Linked DNA regions of Homo sapiens: region 2 is linked to region 1. Evidence: read pairs that join two places in POLR2A ChIA-PET (ENCODE). Cell type or tissue: Panc1. All regions are shown on one strand. Links, peaks and the distances in the headings refer to the core of each region. The heading gives the core; the rest is flanking DNA.

Region 1 (8,337 bases), core at 231-8,230:
ACTCTTCCTGGAGGCTCCCTCCCGGCTCGCTCCTGAGCCTCCTCCAGGACTGTCTGTATGTTCCCAGCAGCTACCCGGTCATCATGGTCATCTCTTGCTCAGACATCTGTGCCTCCGTTGGTTAGATCATGTGTATCTTCCTCAAGTTCTGCCCTTCCCCCTCCTTGATTTACCCAAAGCATGGACACAGCTTCTACCTCAATTCCATAAAATACAGCTTAGCAATAGACTTAAGTGTTCAAAAAGAGTCTAACAAGGGCTTGGCTCTTACATGATGCAGGAAAGACATATCTTATTATCTGTGTGACCTTGAGCAAGTTACCTGATCTCTCTGTACCTCAGTTTCCTTATCTGTAACGTGGATATACTAAAAGGACTTAGAGCTGTGAGGGTTAAATGTGCTCATTTATGTAAAATTAACAGCACTTTATAAGGATTAGCCTTTATTATTCTTGTTGTTCATGGTGATTGTGTAGTATTTCAGGAAAACTTAGGTCAAAATCAGATATCACTACCAGAATCCAAGAGCCATGCTTCTCCCAGGGGGCTCCTGTTGGCCGTCATTCTGTTGTGTTTCCAGAGTGAGTATCTTAAAATTGTTGAAGTTGAGAAAGCTGGCAGGTTCTCCAGTGGAAGTCCTTTGTCCCCATCCTGTCTGAGTCTCTGCCCTGCTTGAGTCCAGTCTGATTGGGGAGGGGACACTCAGCACCCTCCTCATCTCTGCAGATGTCCCGCTCTGCCCACAGGTCAGCACTCGCTGTCTCAAACACCTGCGCCCCTTGGTCAGGTCTTTCCCAACCACAGAGTGGGCTCTTGCCTAACACCCTCATGACAAAGAAAACAGGTTTCCTTCCAGAGCAAAGAGAGGGAAGCTAGTTCGGCCTTTACCCCAAAATGCAGAATCACTTGCAGTCTCTGAAATAACAGTTTTTCCAACTTTGACAATTTTAAGATACTCACTCTGGAAACAAAAACAGAAGCTTTCCTGTATGCATTTTTTTCCTACCACCCCAAGCACCAGGAGACAGAAGCAGAGCATTTTACCCATTCCATCATGCTGCAGGTGTGCGTGTTTACTTCTGGTGAACATACATAGGTCTTGAATTTCAGCAGCAAAGAAACAAGGAGTTGATGTGGATGGCCAGTGCAGGCATAGTGGAGACCCAATCCCCTTCACACATGACAAATGTGCTGCCATGTTCTGGGTGAAAACTCTAAGCTAAAAAGGGATTTATATATTTCTCAGTGATAATATTCTGTATTCACTGAAGGTCTGCTGTGAGCCAGAAAGTGTGCTATGCTATGAATGCGTTTCATCTCTGAATTTCCCAGGAGTAGGCATTAGTATCCTTAATTTACAGGTGAGGAGGTGTAGAGAAGTTAAGAAAGAACGCTCAAAGCCACAAAGATTGTAAAGGGCTGACTGAGAATTCAGATTGCTGTCTCTCTGACTGAGAAACCTTCCTTTTTCCTGATACATAACATTGTTTCACCTCCCATAAATCAGAGTGGAGCCATTTTCAAGCCACCTTGGACAAACGGCGACTCTAACGGCTACTCTGAAGATGTAGAAGTTAGTGACAAAGATTGAAGAAGACAAGACATTCCTTCCAGGATTTTTCTTGCAAATTTGAACAGCATCTTAGCTTATCTTTGCGTTTGCCTTTGTTGTGTCTCCTTGGGGACAGGAGAATTAATGTTCCCTTTCCTCTGTGCATGTAAATATTCCCTAATAAATTATACTTGTTGACAGTCTGAGAGAAAGTCTTTCATCATCCTACACAAGTTTGCTTAGGATAAAGCCACTAAACCGGTTCACACAGAGTGCACTGTAGAGGGAGGTACAGGTTTGATGGTTGCAGGTTTAAATGCCATCTTTAGGCAGATGATATGCAAATTTTCAGCTAAGTCTTCTGCTCTGAACTCTGGATCACATCTCTAGCTGGCTCTTTGATGCCTCTGCTTGGATATTTCACACTGCCTAAAATGTAATGTGTTTGAAATGAAACTTCTGATTTCATTCTTCCCCCTCCATAAACATGATCCTCCCCATTTTTTTTCTAATTTTAGCAGCTGAACCACCCTACACCAAGGAGACATTGAAGAGTTTTTAATGACATGACCAGATTTATTTATCATCCTGGCAACAATGCGTCATCAGGATTTTCACAAATGAGAGAAGTGAGTTGGTGGTTAGTAAGAAGGTCAATCTGTAAAGCTTTGTGACTGATTGAATGCCTTTTTAAAATCTTAACAAAAATTATATGTAAGTATAAGATAATGAAATGTGTTTATAGAAATTTCTGGCTGGGTGCAGTGGCTCATACTTGTAATCCCAGCACTTTGGGAGGCCAAGGTGGGCCAATCACTTGAGGTTAGGAGTTTGAGACCAGCCTGGCCAACATGGTGAAACTATATCTTTACTAAAAATACAAAAATTAGCTGGGTGTGGTGGCAGGCACCTATAATCTCAGCTACTTGGGACGCTGAGGCAGGAGAATCGCTTGAACCTGGGAGGCAGAGGTTGCAGTGAGTTGATATTGTGCCACTGACCTCCAGCCTGGGTGACAGAGTGAGACACCGTCTCAAAAAAAAAAAAAAAAAGAAAAGAAATTTATATTAAGTCTATCCATATGAAATAGTCGTTTATAGGTCAACAGATGTTGAAAAATGGCAATTTAATATGTTATGGCACAACAGACAGGCATCTCTGTCCCTCAAAAGTATTAAAATACCTAGTTTCGGTAAAAGCATCAGAAAACAAACATAATCATATGCTGCTGGTATAAGTTGTGGAAAGCTTTCTGCAAGGCAATCACATTCAAAATCTTGGAAGGGTAAAAATCTACAGTGTAATTTTACATCAGACAATATGAAAATATCAGTGTAAAAGGATATTCATTGCAGTGTTGTTTATGATAGGAAAAGTTGGAATTAATTCCAATGTTCATCTACAAGAGACTTTAAATGAGGGTCATCTGTTCCATGAAATAGCATATAACTATTAAGACAATAATGTAGCATTAAATCTCATGTCATGAAAAGCTGTCCACAACATATTGTTGAGCAAAAGGGCAAGACAGAAAACAGTATGTATAATATGATATCACTTTATTCAAAAATATAAGATTCTATATCTAATTATTATAATATGCAGAGAACATCACCTGGAAGAAGATATTTCTAAATATTAACAGAGGCTACATCTGGGTCCTGAGATTTTAGATCTTTCTTTATATATACTTTTTAGCATTTTCTAACAATTTTGGGACAGTTTATATTATTTTTGTAATCAGACAAAAGCTACATTCAAAAGAAAAAACCAACTAGCTAAAAAAAGAAGCATCAAAAGTATTTACATACATGGAGGAATGATCACTTGTTGGGGAAGATACTAGTGTTTAAGATGAAACCCCCTAATCTTTGATATTAGCAATGATGACACCTTCCTACATTTTTCATGATGCAAACATTACAGACAGAGAGTATGTTCTTCTAGAAGACAGTCCATGAGTGAACAATGATCGTACCACAGGTTTATACCAAACACAACTTCTAATGACCTCTGAAGATATCCGCGGGTATTTCCATTTTCTCACAGATCCAAATGTCTCTGTGGGTTGGATGCTCGCTGTGGATTTTAATACCATTAAACATCAATTCTAAGTTCTGAAGAAAGGCAGCTCTTTCCTCAACAATTTGGTTTTTTTTTTTTTTTTTTTTTTTTGATTCCTGATTTCCTAATTTCTAGTCTAACAGCATGTGACTTTGTTTGCCTAACTTGGGATTTGGGGGCTGAGTAGATCTAAGAGTGTGACAGAACCTTTTGTGAAACGAAAACCCCCCCTCAGAAAAAAAAAAAAAAACAGGGTTTCTTTTGTTGCTCAAGCTGGAGTGCAATCATGGTTCGCTGCAGCCTCCATCTACTGGGCTCCAGCAATCCTCCCACCTCAGCCTCCCGAGTAGCTGGAACCACAGGTGCATGCCTCCACACCCAGCTAAGTTTTGTGTATTTTGTAGAGATGGGGTCTTGTTATGTTTAGGCTGGTCCTGAACTCCTAAGCTCAAGTTATCCATGCGCCTCAGCCTCCCAAAGTGCTGGATTTATAGGCTTGAACCACCACACCTGGCTGAGAACCTCTTTGAATGTCAATGAGCATTTGTCTCAAATAGTCTTATTAGTCCATATCACCAACATTTTCTCATCTGGGAGTCCATGCCCTTTCTGCTGGCAAGGTGGTGTATATGTTGATGAGAGGGCATCTCCTTGGCAGTTCTCTCCAATAGGAATACGAGAGACACACATGTAATCAAAATTTTCCAGGAACCACATTACAAAAATAAATAAAAAGAAATAGATGGAATTGATTTTAATACTGTATTTTATTTAACCCAGTATGTCCAAAATGTTAGCTTTTTTTTTTTTTTTTTTTTTTTTTGAGACAGAGTCTAGTTCTGTCACCCAGGCTGGAGTGCAGTGGCATGATCTCTGCTCACTGCAACATCCGCCTCCCAGGTTCAAGCGATTCTCCAGTCTCAGCCTCCTGAGTAGCTGGGATTATAGGGGCCCGCCACCACACCCAGCTAATTTTTGTATTTTTAGTACAGATGTGGTTTCACTGCGTTGGCTAGGCTGGTCTCGAACTCCTGACCTCGTGATCCGCCCCCGTCAGCCTCCCAAAGTGCTGGGATTACAGGCGTGGGCCATTGCACCCGCCCCCAAAATGTTAGCATTTCAACATGTAATCACTACATACAATTACTGATATCGTTAACATTTTCATTAGCTTTATGTCTTAATCCTGCCATTACTTTAAACAATAGGCAAGCAAATACTTATAACTGTTTAATTCCCCTTCCCTTCTTAGATAAATGGTGGCATGCTGCTGTATTGCTCTGCATCTGGCTTTTTAACTTCATACATGTGGAAATCCCTCAACTGCAATATATAGATATCTTCATACATTTTTATAGCTGCAGAATACTGCATTGTGTGGGTGTTCCATTTCAACCAGTTTCCTACTAATGAGACTTAGGCTGTTTTCAGTCTTTCCTTATTACAGGTAGTTTTACAATAAGTAGCCTTAAACAAATGTCATTCATATTTTTGTCAGTATACTGTAAAGACTCTTTAGAACTTACAACTTTTGGGATTCTATGCCTAATATGTAAAAGATCTGAAAGAAATTCAGGATGTGACCTTGGCTCTCCAGCGGTTTATCAACAAAAAGAATAAAATGATGACATTTACACTTGTGTTTTGCATGAACTCTTGCCGTTGTTTCTCACCACTCAGAAACAATCTCAATAGGCTGGCATCATTTCTAACAAACTGTGGGAGGATATGGTCTAGATTTGCCCCTGTGAAGCTAGTAGGTCCTGGCCAGGCCTTTTAAGTGCAGTTTCTTCTTTGCCTCGAAAGGATTGTACTCCTCAGATGGGCCACCGCAATGGTATCACAAGGGAACTGAGCATGAATAAAGATAAGCCATTCTTTCATAATGTGTGGCCATCCAGTGCTGTGGCAGAGAAAAAAATTGTTTTTAAACAACATCAGACTGGCTTGCCTAAAGGTAAGTGTGCTGAAGGTTCAGGGACATGTGGTTGGGAATAGTAGAGTCTTGGACGTTTCTGAGTTTGGGCAAGGCCTCACTGTGGCCATCACCACCATCCAACCATAGGGTGGGAGACTCAACTGGGGAGACAGGAGAAGTCATCTCACTGAGCATCCCCTGGCCTCTTTACGGCAGGCCCTGCTGCCATTGTCTCCTTTCAGACTGGTGGAATAGCATATCAGTTACAGCATATGACTGTAACTGATCATTTTCACCAGCAGACCTTAAATCCAGCACTCAGGAACCACTGCAGAAATCTCAGCACATCACTGGTGCTGGAAAGTTAATAATAGTAACAAAATTGTGGGCACTAGAACTTTGTATTAAGCAGAAATTAAATTGACTTAACGAATCCCAAACAGTAGCAAATTTTTCATTGCGTATCCCTCTATTGAAGAACTTTTGAATATTTCCAAAATTTGACAATCCTAGGTAGAGGACACTGGCGGGGGAAGAAAGTCTTGGCCAAGTGTTTCTCCATTATTGCAACAACCCTCAGAAGACACTAATCTCCCTTCCAGAACATCACACCACTGAGAAGGGAGCCAGTGGTTGCTTTGAGCCAATAAAAGGATAATTCTCCTTCTGTCTGATTTATCTTTACTCTAAGCTTTTGAAGGGGAAGGAATTCTTATGATCCTGGAAAAGTGCCACTTAGGACTACATTTTAATTCTTTAGGACGGTTTGAAGTAAGGACCTCAAGGGTTGAAATAGCTGTCCTTATACACTAATTATAGTTAATAGTTGAGAGGAGATAGGCTATTAAAGCAGTGGAAGCTGGAAGACAGCCCACAAACAAATTTTAAAAGTTCACACCACTGCACTGCAGCCTGGGTGAAAGAGCAAGACCCTGTCCAAAAAGAAATAAATGAAATGAAAGTTGTTCATTGACTCTTGAATAGGTGGAGTTTTTTTCTTTTCTTTTCTTTTCTTTTTAAGTTCCTCCTTGGAAAGTCCTGAGCTCAGATTTTAAAATAAATTTCCAGATATATCTCAGCTAGTCCCAGCTCCCTCTGCTTGTAAAGTCACATGGCCTTGAGAAATGTCTTGGTACTGGAGTTGGTAGGAATTTACTTCTTCTATCTGTGAGATGATTTGAGCTGACTTTGGAGCCCAAGTGGTTTGCGTGGATTGAGACCAAAGACATGTTTGAGTCAACGAACTGGTAAGTAGTCACTGGCTCTAAACCTGAAAACTCCAGAAGGTGCTGCCGTCTTTGAGGAAATTTGCCTACAGACCAATACGCCAAGAGATCCTTTCCCAAGAGGGGCTCTAGCTCGGGGCAAAGGGAAACTTTTGCCGTAGGAGATGTTACACAAGAATCCAAGAGTCACCTCTGCTTAGGTTTCTACTGGAATGCATTTATCCAGTAAATATTTCCAAAGTGAAGTCATGATATTAACATTTTGGCCTTTTCTAGTGTGTTGGCTAGAAACACAAGAAACCATATGCACCTCCAAGTGTCCTCGTTCCTTCGGTTGGAGGGTTCTTGGGGCAATGGGTAAGCAATGGCTGTTTTTGAATGTGCCCAATCTGCCAAGGGACAAACAATGGATGCAAATGTGGTAGGGAGGTACAGCATAGGATAGTTCTGCCTGTGGTATAGGTAGGATGCCGACAATTTTAATGCAGACAAAGGGAGAAAATCTACATCATGGTGGTGTACCCTTCAGGAAACGTGTCATACCTCTCATGGGAAGTTCATGGCTATGGGGGCTTTGGAAGCACCCATCTAGGAGACATTTATGGAAAGATTGCATCTTGACCCTTTGAAACTTCTCATGCACCTGCTGAGGGGAATAAAAAACCCCAAAAGCTTTGTAAAATATTTAAAGAGGTTTATTCTGAGCCAATAGGAGTGACCATGGCCCACGGAACCATCTCAAGAGGTCCTGAGAAAGTGTGCCTGAGGAGACTGGGTTACAATTTGGCTTTATACATCTTAGGAAGTCAGGAATTACAGGTAAAATCATAAGTCAGTATGAGGAAGGTGTATTTTTGTTCAGCCTAAAGAGGCAGGATATCTTTTCTTGAGCTAAGATAAGGGGAGTTGTGGAGCCCAAGGCTCTTGTTATGTAGATGAAACTCACAGGCAGCCACCTGCAGAGAAAATAGATGGTAAGTGTCTCTTTTTGGACCTTAACGGTGTCACACTCTCATTTAATCTCCTAGATCTGGGAAAGGACTAGAAAGGGGAAATATGGCTGCATTAATGGAGATTCTATAACAGATGCAAATTTCCCCCCACAAAAGATGGCGTTGCAGGGCCATTTCAAATATGTCACAGGAATATATTTTGGGGTAAAATATTTTAATTTGCTTCAGGGTCTGCTATCTGTCATGTAAGGTTACACCAGACTCAGGTTGGAATGTGGCATCTTATTTCTAAAAAGTCTGTTTTGTCAGCCTCATGACCTCTATGTTAATGGTAATGCTGGTCAGTTATGCCTACTCTCCAAAGGGAGGGGTACAACAGCACATGTCTGATCTGCCTTCCTGTCATGGCTGGGAGTTCAGTTTTTCAGGTTTTTCTGGGGTCCCCTTGGCAAAGAGGGGCATCTCTTCAGTAGGTTAAGGGGTTTAAGATTTTACTTTCGGTTTACACACCTGAGTTCACTGGATTGGCCAATGCTGCATCACTTTGTGCGGACATAGGCTCTAAGAAGACATGTGCACAATGGTGCTAGATCTTTGCAGAATCAGATGCCTGGGTGAGGTGGC
Region 2 (8,337 bases), core at 263-8,262, 62 kb before region 1:
GATCACTTATTAGGTTAAATCAGTTGTGTCACTTTAGGAAGCAGAAAAAGAATCAGTGCTTAATTCACCCAGAGTGAGAGCTGATCCTTGGTAACAGGTGACATGAAAATGCAGTCTAACTTTCTCAGTTTCACAGCATGGGAGTTAACACTTAAGACTTCATCTGCTCAAAAGGTGTCCTTTATCATCTGAGAGAAGAAACTTTTTTTTTTTTTTTTTTTTTTTTGTGACGGAGTTCAGCTCTGTCACCCAGGCTGGAGTGCAGTGGCGTGATCTCGGCTCACTGCAACCTCTGCCTCCCAGGTTCAAGCAATTCTCCTGCCCCAGCCTCCTAAGTAGCTGGGATCACAGGCACGTGCCACCACACCCATCTAATTTTTGTATTTTTAGGAGAGACAGGGTTTTGCCATGTTGGCCAGGCAGGTCTCGAACTCCTGACCTAAAGCGATCCACCCGCCTTGGCATCCCAAAGTGCCAGGGTTACAGGCATGAGCCACCCTGGCCAGCCAGAAATCTTCTTTATTGCTAAGTTTATTAATAATTCACCTTGACTTTTCCAGTCTATGAATTATCTAAGCAGCTTGCTTGTCTCTTTCTCAGTGGAAAGCCTCTATCTGCAAGGCTCTGTGTTTCCTGGAATTTTGAGTTAAAAGAATGCAAGAGAACTTGCACAATGTCTATAGAACTAGAGATCTGAGCAAGCTATGGGATGAATTCCCACATCCTTGGGTTGAGGGATACAGTTTCGTGTTTTTTAAATTGAAAAGGTAGATGCAAGTGTCAGGAGGCCCCAGTAGCCAGTGTCCTTCTGGTAGTATGAGGGGGTGGTGGGTATCCACCTCTGGCTGAGCAGAATGGGTGACAGCCTACCATGCTTGCATTTCTCCGTCTACGTATTCCTGGTAGACTTGCGAATGATTGTGTGAGGAGGGTTGATCTAGCAGAGATTTCCAGAAGGCACTAAGGCATCCAAGCAGGAAAATAAAAGTGTAACTTTCTCTTTCCACATCTTCCTGAGCATGGAAGGAAAATGCAAACAGGAGCTTCTTATTTCCACTTCATCAGGTACTCTGTGTTCTCTTCATTTTCTGTCCTCCGGCTTTTAAAACAAGTTCAAAACCACATAAGCAATACATTTAGGTGTACAAAAATACAAGTGCAATGCTGGAGTGGAGTGATGTGATCTTGGCTTACTGCAACCTCCACCTCCAGGGTTCAGATCCTCCTGATCCTCCTGCCTCAGCCTCCTGAGTAGCTGGGATTACAGGCATGCACCACCATGCCTGGCTAATTTTTGTATTTTTAGTAGAGACGGGGGTTTCACCATGTTGGCTAGGCTGGTCTCGAATTCCTGACCTCAAGTGATCCGCTGGCCTTGGCTTTCCAAAGTGCTGGGATTACAGGCGTGAGCCACCGCGCCCAGCCACAAGTATGCATTTTCTAAATTTGTAAATATATGGAAATAAATTCTGGAAGTATAGACGACAGACTGATATTGAAGGTCCACTCGATAGAGAGGATGGGGGAGGATGTGGGGAGGGCCGAGGCTGGAGCAGGGGTCCGTCAAAGGGGACTTTGGCCTTATTTGTAACATTTTAATATTTTACTTGGCGAATAGTTTGTACTAAATGGCCTTATTCCCAGAATCCTCTGCGGTCTTGCCAGTGATTCTTACACTTCGCATTCCCCACTTACGCATCCAGTTGAATCATTCAGGTTCTGGGGGTGCAGTGTGTGTGTTCTGAACAAAGGATTATGCCATTAACAAAAGAGAGCAGCCCACTGAAGTTTGATGTCATTAGGATGGTAACAATCCCCACGGAGTCTTTCCACAAATAGGTAACAATACCTTCTCTCCCTCCTCTAGGAGAGTGCCTTCCTGGAGCCTGATTTCTGGTTCTGAGCGGAAAGCCATTGTCCCAGGCTCCACTCAGTCTAGTTGCAAGTGCAGATCGGAGGCTAGGAAAGTCCCCTCATCCACTTCGCACAGAGGAATTGATTCTCGGAACCAGAGGAGAAAGGCAGGAGGCAAAACACAGAAGGCAGGGAGACCCCTTCACCCCGGCCTTCCTGCTTCCTGCGCCAGCCTGGCCACACCCTCCTCCCAGCCCAGCCCCAACACCGCACTTTCTCCGGGTCCTGTCGTTCTTCTGTGTGCACCTCGTACTCCAGCCAAAGGAAAGTTCCTCCTGTTTCCAGAACGTTCGCATGCTTTCCTGCAGCAGGTCTTGTTCACGCCTGTTCCTCTGCCTAAGGTAATCCTACCAGTCCTGCACGGCCACCTCTAATGCTGTCTCCAAGAATGTTTAGTCTCCCTTAGCCTGCCCACCAGATGTCCTTTCTTTGTGGTCCAACCCCCCTCACCACCTGAGGGCCCCCCATGTCTCGTGAGAAGTGCCCTTGTCTCCTCCTCCTGTCTCCACGGGGAGAGAGTGTAAGCCCCGTGAAGGCAGGGTGGTGCGTGACTCATCCATCCATCCTTCCTCCTTCCCATACGCCAGTCCTTATTCCAGGATTTGGAGATGTAAAAATGGACAAAAGATTGCCCCTATTCTCCTGGAGCTCATCTTAGGGACTCAGATAATTACCAAAGTCAGGGAAGGACCGTGGGCCCCTAGCCTCCAGGTTGACAGCTTCTACCTACTTGAGCATCTCGAGGAGCATGCAAGCCCGGCCTCTTCTTTGCATTCACTATATCTCAAAACTGAGAGGAAGCCTCATTCTCCACAGCGCCAGGGCCCTGAGTAGAAGGTGGGAGGGGAGCCTACCTTTCCAGTGCAAGAGGGAACGGAGGCCCATAAATTATACAGAGATGAGCGGTTCAGTCACGTCAGCACAAAGGAACACCTTCCATCTTCCTCGTGTAGACACTGGGGGAGAGGCTGAGTCACTACATGACTCTGTTCCCTGGGTGCGTGCATGTGTGTTTATGTGTGTGTGCATGTCTGCATGTGTGGGCACATGTGTATGTGCACAGGTGCATATGTCTGAAGAGAAGCAGCTGTTGGAAAGCCTTGGTGTGATGAATTGTCACCCTGTGTGCCTCCCTGGGAGGGTCAGAAGGGCCTGGTTCTGGGCACAGGGCCACTGGGTCCTGCTGGCCCTTCCCCATTGGTGGTTTTAAGGACTGCTCCTATCTCAGGATGGAGGGGAGTGGAGAAGCCAGTCCCCCCTGGCCAGCTCCTTGCTGTGGGCACTCCCTAAAACATCTGTGGCCTTTGGGAGAATGAAAGAGAAATGAGCCGCAGCCATGCGGTATCCCGGGGGCTGGCAGGTGAGCACAAGATGGGTCAGGATGTAGTTCTGGCTGTGTCAGTGTCCGAGAAGAGGGACCATTCTGTGGGCCTTACGTAAACCACAGCACAGGGGACTCAGCTTCTGGCTAAGAGAGTGAACCCCTGGAGTCCAAGGGCCTGGGTTCAAATCTTGGTTCTGTTATCTACTTGCTGAGAGCCCTGCAGCAGCTACTTTAATGGCTCCAGGCTTCCGTTTTCTCATCTGTGAAATGGGAAGAGCAAATAGACCTCCCTCAAAGAGTTGCTGTAAGGCTTAAATGTAAAGGACTTTGAATAGTACTTGACACAGAGTACGTATGCAAGAAAAGGTAGCTGGGTTTTGTTGTTGTTGTTGTTTTGTTTTTGAGTCAGAATCTCACTCTGTTGTCCAGGCTGGAGTGCAATTGTGTGATCTTGGCTCACTGCAACCTCTGCCTCCCAGGTTCAAGGCTGATTCTCCCGCCTCAGCCTTCTGAGTAGCTGGGATTACAGGCATGCACCACCATACCTGGCTAATTTTTATATTTTTAATAGAGATAGGGTTTCACCACGTTGGCCAGGCTGGTCTCGAACTCCTGACCTCAGGTGATCTGCCTGCCTTGGCCTCCCAAAGTGTTGTGATTACAGGCATGAGCCACCGTGCCCAGCCTGGTTTTTTTTTATTATAGTAGGACACAATAAATAGGAGATGGCACCTCCTACTTGTCTATCTAATACATACAGACCAAGTTCAGCCATATGTGGTGATAGCATTAGAGAACATCCCGCCTTACACGGCAGTGCTTTCTCCTCCTTTGAGGTGACTCCACCTCTCCCACCCATCTCCCCCACGCAGATGTCCAGCACCCTCTGTTGTCTTCTTGGCTGGCCAGGTAAGGCACTCTTACTGTACCTGTCCAGGGAAGCCCACACCAGACAGAAGCCCGACTCTGGAGTAAGCATGAGTAAGCGCGCCCCTTCGAACCTCAGAAACTCTTTGAGGCCAGAAGCAGTGTCTAACTGCTTCCTTCCTCTTTTTGTTCACAAAAATCTTTTAACCACTCCCTCTTCTGTGTCAGATGCATAAATAGTTGTTCTCTTCTGTACTATCTTCTAGAAAGTTGTTCTAAGTTGGACATGAGCTAGAGTTAAATCATGTCCATGAGAGAACATTGCTTGTCATTCTAGCCTGGTACTCTTGCCTTATTTAATTGATGGTGACATTTTAGGGATCACAAGTAGGCAAGAGAGAGAAATTTGGGGGGCAGGAGGTGTAAAGCTGGTCTAGAACAATTCCCACTCGCACTTAGAATCACCTCACGAAGCAACCTCGGACCCCACTTTAGTAAAAGCCACCCACGGTGCTTAGATCTGTTGAAGAAACATCATCTCCTGCACCCAACAAAGGCGATCTGACACAAAATTAGTGTGACCTGTTTCAATCAGTTGTAAGTAATATTTTTATGTCCTAAAGCAAAATATCTGTAATGCCCTGAAATTTTGAACAAAAATAAGATTTTGGTTTTGGTTTATACACATAAGCACAAAGCTACCTCTTTTCAGGGGTTGAACCTTTATATTTGTCTTAATTGCATTTTTACAAATATGATTTGCCCATATTACAGCAGATTTGTAAAGGGGCAGGTAAGCAAAGATGAGGAAGACAAGAAATAAATAAGCTGGGAGGCTAAAGAAAACTAACATGAGTACCGTATGCATGATGGTTTAGTAGCAATTTTTCATAAGCATTTCATTTGAGGCATAGAGCAGGTAAGTATTCTCCTACTCATTCTACAGATGGAGAAATCAAGGTGCAGGGGGGTTATATGGCTCTTCTTCAGAGCTTGAGGCTTTTTGGATGCCACACTTAGTGTCTATTCATACTGCCTCTCGTGGAAGGGAGCGAGGGGTAAGGCTGGGGAAGAAAGGGGTGCAGATGAACTTGGGGTAAATGCAGAAGACTGCTGGCACTGGGTCAGCAGGGGACAAAGCCAGAGCAGTTGTTGCAAGCGCCACCACCACTCCCGGAAAAGGCTGACAGGGCAGCCACCTGTGCACTCCTGGTCTGCTCTCAGCCCACTCTCTGTGAGCTCATCCCCACTGTGTGAGCTGATCTGACCCACTCACCAGGAAACACCTCACTGCAGTCGCCTCCAGCACCCCTTGCAGAGAGGCCCCTCTACCACTGCTCCCTCCTCCTGTTTCTTATGTTCTCCTCAGAAGCCACCACCCAGGACTTTGCAATGAAGGTTTTGATTTCGTCTGAGATTGCCCCCAGCCCCCCTGCCTGGGGCCCTGCCCTGCTCCTGCTGGCTGACATCGCTGGCCACTGCTCCCTGAGCTGGGTCAGTGCACAGCCTGGAGTGATTCCTGATGACGCTGGGAAATGGACCTATGACCCCTGCTTGTGAAGGGTCAGTGAACTTTCTGGTGGTGCACAGGGTGTCAGAACAGTGTCAGCAGGGCCAGCGGGGGAAAGTGCTGACAACTGTAGGCCCAGGCAGGACCGGCTCCTCCCTCGGAAGACTGCAAGCAGTGATAGCCATCTGTCCTTATCTCCGCCCCTCCAGCTCCCACAGCCATCCAGCTGACTTCCAATAGACAAATGGAAGTCAAGGGTGTCTGAAATTAACCAGTCATCTTCTCCAGGCCATTTTCTCATGGAAAGGGATTAACCTAAAGAAGGATGTGTGTTTTCTGGAAGGATAATAAATCTCTGCTCCTCTTGGGTTTTTCCTCCATTTTTCTCTTCCTTTTGTTACTTACACTCTTGCACCTATTCTAGGCTTTTCCACTTATATTTACTTTTCTATTTATACATTGAATTGAATACACAATTATGCTCTCATAGTGTATCTCTAAATACTACTCTATTCAAATACTATGTGTTAAAGTCTGTGCCAGGCACTGTCCCAAATACAATGAGAATTGGATCTGGTACACAAATAACCTCACTACAGATAGGGGGCAATAAATGTCATAAAAGGGATGCAAAGACATGGCTATTGGGGTGTAGACAAGAGTAGACCACTAGCAGATGAAGTGATTGGAGATGGTCAGGAAAATATGACATTTTAGCTGTGCAGTGAATTGGGTAGTAATAGGCAGAGAGAGTACAGCATTGAGGTCTTTTGCAGGATCTGGTGCAAAGTGGACGTTCCACAAATTCCAGGCAGAAAGGACAGCATAGGTAATAATGTAGAGACACCAAACAACAAGCAGCCTTGTTTTTACTGATGAACTGATTCGTTTGGGAAATGTTTGCTACTGTGCAGCAGGCATGGTTCTCAGTGTTAGGAATCCAGGAATAAACTGAGCACACAAAGTCCCTGCCCTCAAGGAGCTTGTGCTTTAATAGCAGGAGAAAGACACGAAACAAATACCATAATATGCCAGGTGCTGTTAGGCACTGAAAATAAAATTAAAGCTGGCCAGGTGCAGTGGCTGACGCCTATAATTCCAGCACTTTGGGAGACCGAAGCATGCAGATCACTTGAGTCCAGGAGTTCTAGACCATCCTGACCAACATGATGAAACCCTATCTCTACTAAAAATACAAAAGTTAGCCAGGTGTGGTGGTGCACGCCTGTAATCCCAGCTACTCGGGAGGCTGAGGCATGAGAGTTGCTTGGACCCAGGAGGTGGAGGTTGCAGTGAGCTGAGATCATGCCACTGCACTCCAGCGTGGGCAGCAGAGTGAGACTGTGTCTCAAAAAAAAAAAAAAAAAAAAAACAAATAAATAAATAAAAGCAGGATAAGGGGCAGAGAGTGACAAAGGACATATTTTTAAGAGGGTCATCAGGGAAGCCCTTCTAACAAACAAAAATCTTCTGGAAGTGACAGGGGCCACCATGCAGGTGTTGGGGGATGTAGCACCACAGGTGGAGCGACTAGCACTCTTAAAGGGCCTGCAGAGGGAACAGCAGAGTGTATCCAATGAACACAAATGAACCAACGTGGCAAGTTACCAAGCAGGTGAATTATAGAGATGAGGTTAAAGAGACCCTCAGGGCCAGATCATACGGGGCTTGGTGCACCACAGTAATGACTTGGGATTTTATCTTGAGAATGTAGAGCAAAGCATGAGCTCATTCACGTTACTGAAGGACAACTCTGGCTGCTGCAAGGAGAATTGACTATAAAATAGGTTGAAGCTGGGGATCAGCTATGAGTTGTAGGGGGTACCTTTTCCTGGAGTGTGGTACATGAATCCAGTATATAAGTTTATTTTTCCAGGAAATAAATCTAGAGAAGTAACTTGGAACCAGACCATGAGGGTTCCATCTTGAGAGCCAGGTTAATAAAATTAGACTTGGTTTCACTGACAGTGAGGGTCCACTGGGAGATTTCAGCAAAACAAAACGATCATTGTTTAGTTTCTGAAAGATACAAGGGAACTCTGGGCTCTGCCCCTGAGACTTGAGTGATGTGAGTCCTGCTTCTACCAGTCATCAGCTCTTAAACCTTGGGCAAGCATTGAACCAGCCTAAACTCTTGTTTCATTATCTGTGGTTAATTCATCTGTTCCTTTGCTCGTTATACTGCACAGGGCTATTAGGAGGACAATGTGGTAGGAATACACATGCAAGCCTTCGGTAAACTGTGGCACAGAATTAGGCTTCAAATCCTGGCCACTCGGACTCTGCTGTATCCTGCAGCCTGGACAGGAAGACTTGTGAGTTCTCTGGAGAGCTTATAGATGCTGCTACAGGCTGCTGCAATGCTAGGAGGAGGGATAGGTGTGGGAGATGAAAGATTGCCCTGGTGCAGGAAGAAGCAGTAGAAGGAGCACTGTTACAGGAGACATGGAAATCTCTGCCAAAAGGAAAGAAACCAAATGAATATCGCAGTTGGGGACGGGGCAAAGAAAGGCTATACCAAAGAGGGCTGTTGAAGTCAGAAACCTGACAGCTTGGATATTATAACTGAGGAATAGGAAAGAATCAAACGGTAGGGTTTTTCACTTCAAAGACAGGAAGCAGGATGAGTGATGACAGATAGGGGACCTATGGGAAGGGAGGTCATTTAGGAGGGAAGATACTAAGCACTGGGCATTTGCAGCCCACAGCACCACCAGGACAG

The links. ChIA-PET counts read pairs that join two places held together with the same protein. Peaks named below come from ENCODE experiments on the same cell type or tissue, not always from the same donor. Only the 100,000 strongest peaks of a DNase experiment are listed, where the experiment ranks them.
Region 2: POLR2A ChIA-PET joins it to region 1 with 10 read pairs; 3 of 35 experiments call an interaction of 5 or more read pairs at or near these places.

The regions. Positions count from the first base shown.
Region 1 is chr6:150,508,609-150,516,945 of GRCh38, reverse strand. It overlaps the pseudogene LOC100420304. Among named protein-coding and RNA genes, the nearest start is that of PLEKHG1, 87 kb to the left of the region's middle. In Panc1, for the core only: no CTCF peak of the experiment used is centred there; no DNase peak of the experiment used is centred there.
Region 2 is chr6:150,570,575-150,578,911 of GRCh38, reverse strand. It overlaps LOC124901429 (a long non-coding RNA gene), which reads left to right and starts at 1,877. Exons shown (of 2, transcript XR_007059810.1): 1 at 1,877-2,255; 2 at 5,475-5,995. In Panc1, for the core only: no CTCF peak of the experiment used is centred there; no DNase peak of the experiment used is centred there.